2 separate regions of the Homo sapiens genome follow, and region 2 is linked to region 1. The links are chromatin loops, found by intact Hi-C in ENCODE. Cell type or tissue: dorsolateral prefrontal cortex. All regions are shown on one strand. Each heading gives the region's core, and the rest is flanking DNA. Links, peaks and the distances in the headings are about the cores only.

Region 1 (2,910 bases), core at 309-2,808:
TTCTGATTATGTCTTTTGAGTATTGAGAAAAATCAGTCTATTCCTGATTTGCTGAGCTCAGAGCAAAAGTAAAAATGTGTCTAGATATTTAAGTTATAAATCAAGCAAACAAATTGATAATTTATATAAGATATATTCTAGCCATCTACCTTGACAAATATACCTTCAAAATGGCCTGAAATACAAGGTTTGAATTTAGAATTTGTAGGTTCCTTGGAGTTCTGTAATGGAACATGCTGGCGTGGGGAGAACGGACCCCAGGCACTGACCCGGGGCCTGACCGCCTCCTCTTCCCACCCCCAGCTTTGTCTCTCACTGGGAGGGGGCTTGTGCGCATGCGTGTTGGCACCTCAGCCTGCACACTGAAGCTTCTAGGGCTGACCACACTTTCCCTTCCCATAAACCTTCACGCCTTGCTACCCTTTGGGTGATATGCTCAGGTCCTGGAAGCTGGCTTAGGACTGCTTGGGCAGGGAATTCCAGAGTTCCAGGAAGCTGGAGTGTGATCTAGGGGGATTGGTGAGGCATGGGCATGTTCCCTGATCTCTTCCTACTCCTTGCCTGGTGGGGAGATGACACCCGCGGCAGGGTGGGAAGGGAGGGGCTCTCCAAAGCGCAAGGCTAGGGAAAGGCCCCACTTCTGCAGCTTGAAAGTCAGTATGGTGGCCAGGCGCGGTGGCTCACCCCTGTAATGCCAGCACTTTGGGAGGCCGAGGTGGGCGGATCACAAGGTCAGGAGATTGAGACCATCCTGGCTAAGACGGTGAAATCCCGTCTCTACTAAAAATACAAAAAATTAGCTAGGCGTGGTGGCGGGTGCCTGTAGTCCCAGCTACTTGGGAGGCTGAGGCTGGAGAATGACGTGCACCCGGGAGGCGGAGCTTGCATTGAGCGGAGATGGCGCCACTGCACTCCAGCCTGGGCGACAGACTGAGACTCTGTCTCAAAAAAAAAAAAAAAAAAAAAAAAAAAAAGTCAGTATGGGCAGGAAGTCCTGGCTCTAAGCATATGATCAATTTCCGAGTTGCTTTCCAGAAAGATTAGACCAGTTTACCTGCCCATTTATTGAAGGGCTCCAGGTATCAAGAGAGTTTCCAGTGGTCTACTAGACACGTGACCTTGGGCAAGTTAAGCATCCTCTTCAGGACTCAGTTTCCCCATCTGTAAAACAACTTCTTTCTAGCTCTAACCTTCTCTGGCTCTCTGAAACCAAGCCCTGTGCTTTAGCCGTTCATGGCCTGAGTTTCTTAAACCTCCTTTAGTGTGTGGATGGGGGTCCCCCAGTGCTCTTATCCAAACACATATAGGTGCACACCATGGCTTGTCAGAATAACTTTCTACCAGACCAGGAGCTGGCACCCGGAACTACGCAGGTTTTCTTCCAGCTTCGGCAATCCATAACAATTTAAGAAAAACAGAGGCAGTTTGCTTGCAACAAGGGCAACTTTGCGTCCTCCTTTTAATTTTTCCTCTCCTTTAGCCATCTGTAATGAATATACGGCTATAAAACAAGGCAGTCACACCCTCTCTGGTTCCAGGAGCACTAAATCCTTAGCGCCTCTGTGGTTATCTAGAAGATTTTATTGCATTTCACTGCAAAGAGCTGCCCCATGTTTATCCTTTGCTTCACCTACCATTTTTATAACATAAAGGAGAGATTTATGTTCAAATCCGGGAACATTTTTAGCTGACTTGGAGCTACATATGTAGTGCTTTGTAAAGAAAGACTTTTAGTTTCCTGAAGATGGCACTGTAATTTTACTTCTGTTCACACATTTCATCACATATGGAAATTTACATTCTGCCTAGTATGTGTGCACAGAGATTCATTAAAGTGAAAAATATCTGATAATAACTGTGCACCAACAGAAATGCATATCATGGAGATGTAAAATTTATTATAAAAAATGTAGAAAGGGAACTCATGATCAAAAGTGAAAGTTAATGGCTTTGGCTTATAAGATGTTGTTTTTTGACACCCTCTTCCTAAAGGACACAGAGATGGATTCTGTAGAGATAAACTAAAGTTAAAATTAATCAAGTGATCAGAAAATAACCTAAGGAAACCCATTTTGCTATGTTTTCAGTTCTCTTGTCTGCCACCTTAATATCATTTAGGCAAAGTCTGAATCAAATAAGTGATTTAATCAATGAGTATTTACGGTGTATTAATTCTCAGACATAGTGACTGAAATCTCAGTTGAACCTGAATGTCCTGATAATCTCTGCCCAGGAAGAGTGGGTGACTCTTCCCAAAAGGACCACATCCTACCTCTCCAAAGACTCATATGACAACCCAAAGATCTGCCAGCCTGCCTTCAGACTTTGGTGGAGTTGTGATACTTAGGCTGCAAATTCCAGGGACAGAACTGACCCCTGTTCCAGTGGAAAACAGAGTGGCTGGTGGCTTTGAGCAGCTGGGTGCTTTGGAGCCTGCCCTCAACTCTCTCACGCCAGGTGCGGTGGGAGCCTGCCAGAGCCCAGCCTCCATCCTCCACCAAAAAAGACCTCATGCCTGTGAAAGAAAGTGCCCTTTCCCAGTAATTTTCAAACTTATCTAGGTGACAGAACAACTTGCAAGTTTTGAGCTCCTTGGACAGGGGAGAAGAACATCATCATACCAATATATTAAAACTAATGTAATTAGAGGAGTTTGTGCTTAAATGAGATAATATCTTGTCCTACATTGCAAAATAGAGAATGCAATGGTTATTTTCTGTGTCAATTTGACTGGGCTAAGGAATGCCCAGAGAGCCAGTAAAATACTGCTTCTGGGTGTGTCTGTGAGGGTGTTTCTGGAAGAGATCAGTGTTTGAATTGGTAGGCTGAGTACAGAAGGTCAACTCTTACCAATGCAGGTGGGCACCATTCTATCCACCGAGGGCCTAACTAGAACAAAAAGCGGAGGGG
Region 2 (2,910 bases), core at 104-2,603, 100 kb after region 1:
TGTCTTCCCACTCAAAGAAGTGGGACTAAATCCACAGAGTTTTGCAAGCTTAAAGGCACCTCTTAAAGATCTGGAAGCCACCAGTATTATTCATATAAATACAGAGCCAGGAGACGGATCTCTATATTGCTTTAGGTAAATCTCTTCTTAAATTAAAACACAGATTATGTTACAGCAAGTCATTAAGAGTCATAAGAGGCAAAAGTGAGACAGTGAATTGATCAAATCACCCACAGTCATGGCGCAGACATCAGTTTAGGCAAGTCATCATTTAACCTAATTGAAGAGTTAATACTTCCTACATTCTTTACCTTCAACTTATTTATTTCTGGCCCTGAGTATTTCAGATGTGCTAAGTGCTGCCCTGAGAACTCCGTACTCACAACGTTCCTTTGCCCTTTCTTAATCCTCCAATGACATTACCAGTGAGGTTCTGTTATTAAATCCATTCCATAGTCCCAAGAGACTGAGGTTTAAAGAAATGAAGCAACCTGCCTGAGGTTGCTGAAGACTTTACCTGAATCCAGGTGATCCAGGTGCCAGGGGTCGGTGGCGGACGACATGGGGGAGAGGGTCAGCGGCGAGGCCCCGCAGTTGGACTCCACCAGCTCGCCCTGGATGTGGACGTGAGCCGAGGCGTTTGTCTGCCTCAAGGCGGCCTTGAGAGGGGCGATCTGGTTGAACTGGACTCTGGAGAGGCAACCAGTGAATCCTGGGGTGTTGTATTTGTGAATCTCTTGGTCAATTTTCCCTGTTTCTAAAAGAAAAAAAGAAATGAAAATGTTACTTGACTCACCATAGTCCAGCTGTACAACATACCTGTCTTTGAATGCTTGTGTCCAAAGCTTACATTTAGGTTTCAGTTTAAGATGTTACATTGTTTTGGATGAAATATTAATGGGTCGATAAGATTTAGGGCTGCATACTTGACTTTAAAGGAACCTTGTGTTAACAGAAAATACGGTAGGGTGAAAATAAGACTATATGTGATAAAATACATTTCTCAGTACCTTCTGGCTACTTCAGACGCTGCCGAAACTCACAACAGTGACTTGGTTCTGATTGATTTTTCTCCTTATCTTTTCTGATGCTTCCCTGACCCTCTTAACAAATTGAACAAAGCAGCCCTGCTCTGCCCTCCTGGCAAAATATGGTTCTGTTTTAGATCTCTTACTTATTTTCTTCTTCAGAATTCTTTAAAAAAAAAAAAAAAAAAAGAACAAGAATTCTAGTAGCCTGTACGTGAACATCTCCTTTCTTCAAAATCCAATCCCCTTGGAATTCTGAGATTTACAGAATCCCCGGCTAGTGTCTGATGGAGGTTTTGGCAGTCAGGAAACTTTCCCAACCCAATCAATCACAAACAACACATGCCTTGGTGAATCTCACCATCTCCCCACTACCTGTAGGCTCAACATCTTCCCAAACTAACTCAGCTCAGAGGTGAGACTGAGTAGAGGCATTTCCAAGGTAACAAGTGCAATGTACCCACACGTTGTTATACCAGTTAAATCAATGGCCCTCTGTTCCAAGTTTTAGAAACTAACAGAAACAAATGTTGAAAGAGTCCTTAAATGCTTAAGAGCCCTTAGCTAGTGGGCCAGGCGGACTGACCTCAGAGCCTTTTAACCACTACTGGGAACTGTGTGAGAAAGATAATTCCAGCGGCAGCACTGCGATTGCTCTGAGCAAGTGCCGCATCAACCCCTCATGTCCCTGCCGACTCCCTGGGCTCACACAAAGATTCTTTTGCCCCGGCGCTGAGGCAGGGTGCTGTGGGGGACATGGATAAAGTGCCTTGTTCTTCTCCAGCATCTCTCTACGCTTGCTTGCCCTTTGCTGAAGCCGTTCTGTTATCTATTGTGAACCAGTGTTAGTTTTGTCTCCTCTTTTAGAGCTGGGTAGAAAACTTGTGACTCCCGCTCCATTTCATAGGGTCCCTGACAGTTTTCGCAACTTTGAGGAGGGCAGGTTTCCCTATGACACCACAGAAAATCAATTGTTTCAAAGCCGTATCTGTCTGCGGGGTCTCAATTTAACATGGAGTCTACACTTCTTAAAGAGCTGTCTTCCCCTTGGTATCTCCTTCTGAGGTGGCCTCAAGGGAGAGAGCCTGGGGCACGGGGTTCCGATGGTGGAACAGGGAGAGAAACCACGGGTGGCAGCAGAGGCTCCCGGGCCCAGGCCTGTGGGGCTGTGAGCATTGGCAGAAGCGTCCACTGAGCAGCCAGAAGCTGGGGCTGGATGGCAGGAATGAGCCCTGGCAAATGGCCTGCTCTCACTTTTCCATTCTCTTTGGGCCTCTTTCACTCTCTTCTTTAGCTTTCTCCTTTCTGTGCCTTCTCCCTATTGGGGAAAATTCCCAGTGTTTCAACTGTTGTTTCTTTCCTGTAAGGCAGCAGGGTCACAAAAAGGAGGATTCTGATGCCCTGGAGAACAGAACCAGTACTTCCAAAACCGGAGTGTGTTCCACATCTAGTTGATGTGCCTCTTTCCTAGAGACCCTTGGCTGGGACCAATTCCCCTGGGGGGGGGCCAATGTGCAGTAAGTAGATGCTCTGGAGTTTGCAGGACCTGATGGTTCCAACTCAGGGCCATGTGATAATAATATTGATACAATGGTAGAGAAAGGTGGCAGAGAAAATCTAGGCAGAAAGGGGCGGGTCCCTGTCAAACCCTCACCCTCAAGCCAGAAACTGCAGCCCAAAGTGAGAACTTACATCCCTGTTTTCCAGCTCAAATGTTGCCTTTTCCAAAACCACCCATGGGCCTGCCCCCTGACATCCTGTGCCTATAAAAACCCCATACTCAGCTGGCAGAGAGAAGAGAAGCAGCTGGACGTTGGTGACTATGGTTAGACATTGGAGAGAAGCAGCTTCACTTCAGAGGGACAGCTTGACACGTAACATC

The links. Hi-C counts contacts between places; a loop is a spot of excess contacts. Peaks named below come from ENCODE experiments on the same cell type or tissue, not always from the same donor. Only the 100,000 strongest peaks of a DNase experiment are listed, where the experiment ranks them.
Region 2: a loop joins it to region 1, with 8 times the contacts of the local background. A loop is called at or near these places in 2 of 110 quality-filtered maps.

The regions. Positions count from the first base shown.
Region 1 is chr7:148,484,563-148,487,472 of GRCh38, reverse strand. No RefSeq gene overlaps it. Among named protein-coding and RNA genes, the nearest start is that of C7orf33, 100 kb to the left of the region's middle. In dorsolateral prefrontal cortex, for the core only: a CTCF peak has its summit at 1,758 (motif pointing right); no DNase peak of the experiment used is centred there.
Region 2 is chr7:148,381,496-148,384,405 of GRCh38, reverse strand. CNTNAP2 (contactin associated protein 2) reads right to left here. Exons shown (of 24, transcript NM_014141.6): 22 at 518-757. It also overlaps a transcript of LOC105375554 not described here. Among named protein-coding and RNA genes, the nearest start is that of C7orf33, 210 kb to the left of the region's middle. RefSeq lists enhancers at 100-601, 602-1,103. In dorsolateral prefrontal cortex, for the core only: no CTCF peak of the experiment used is centred there; no DNase peak of the experiment used is centred there; H3K27ac peaks cover 2,038 bases.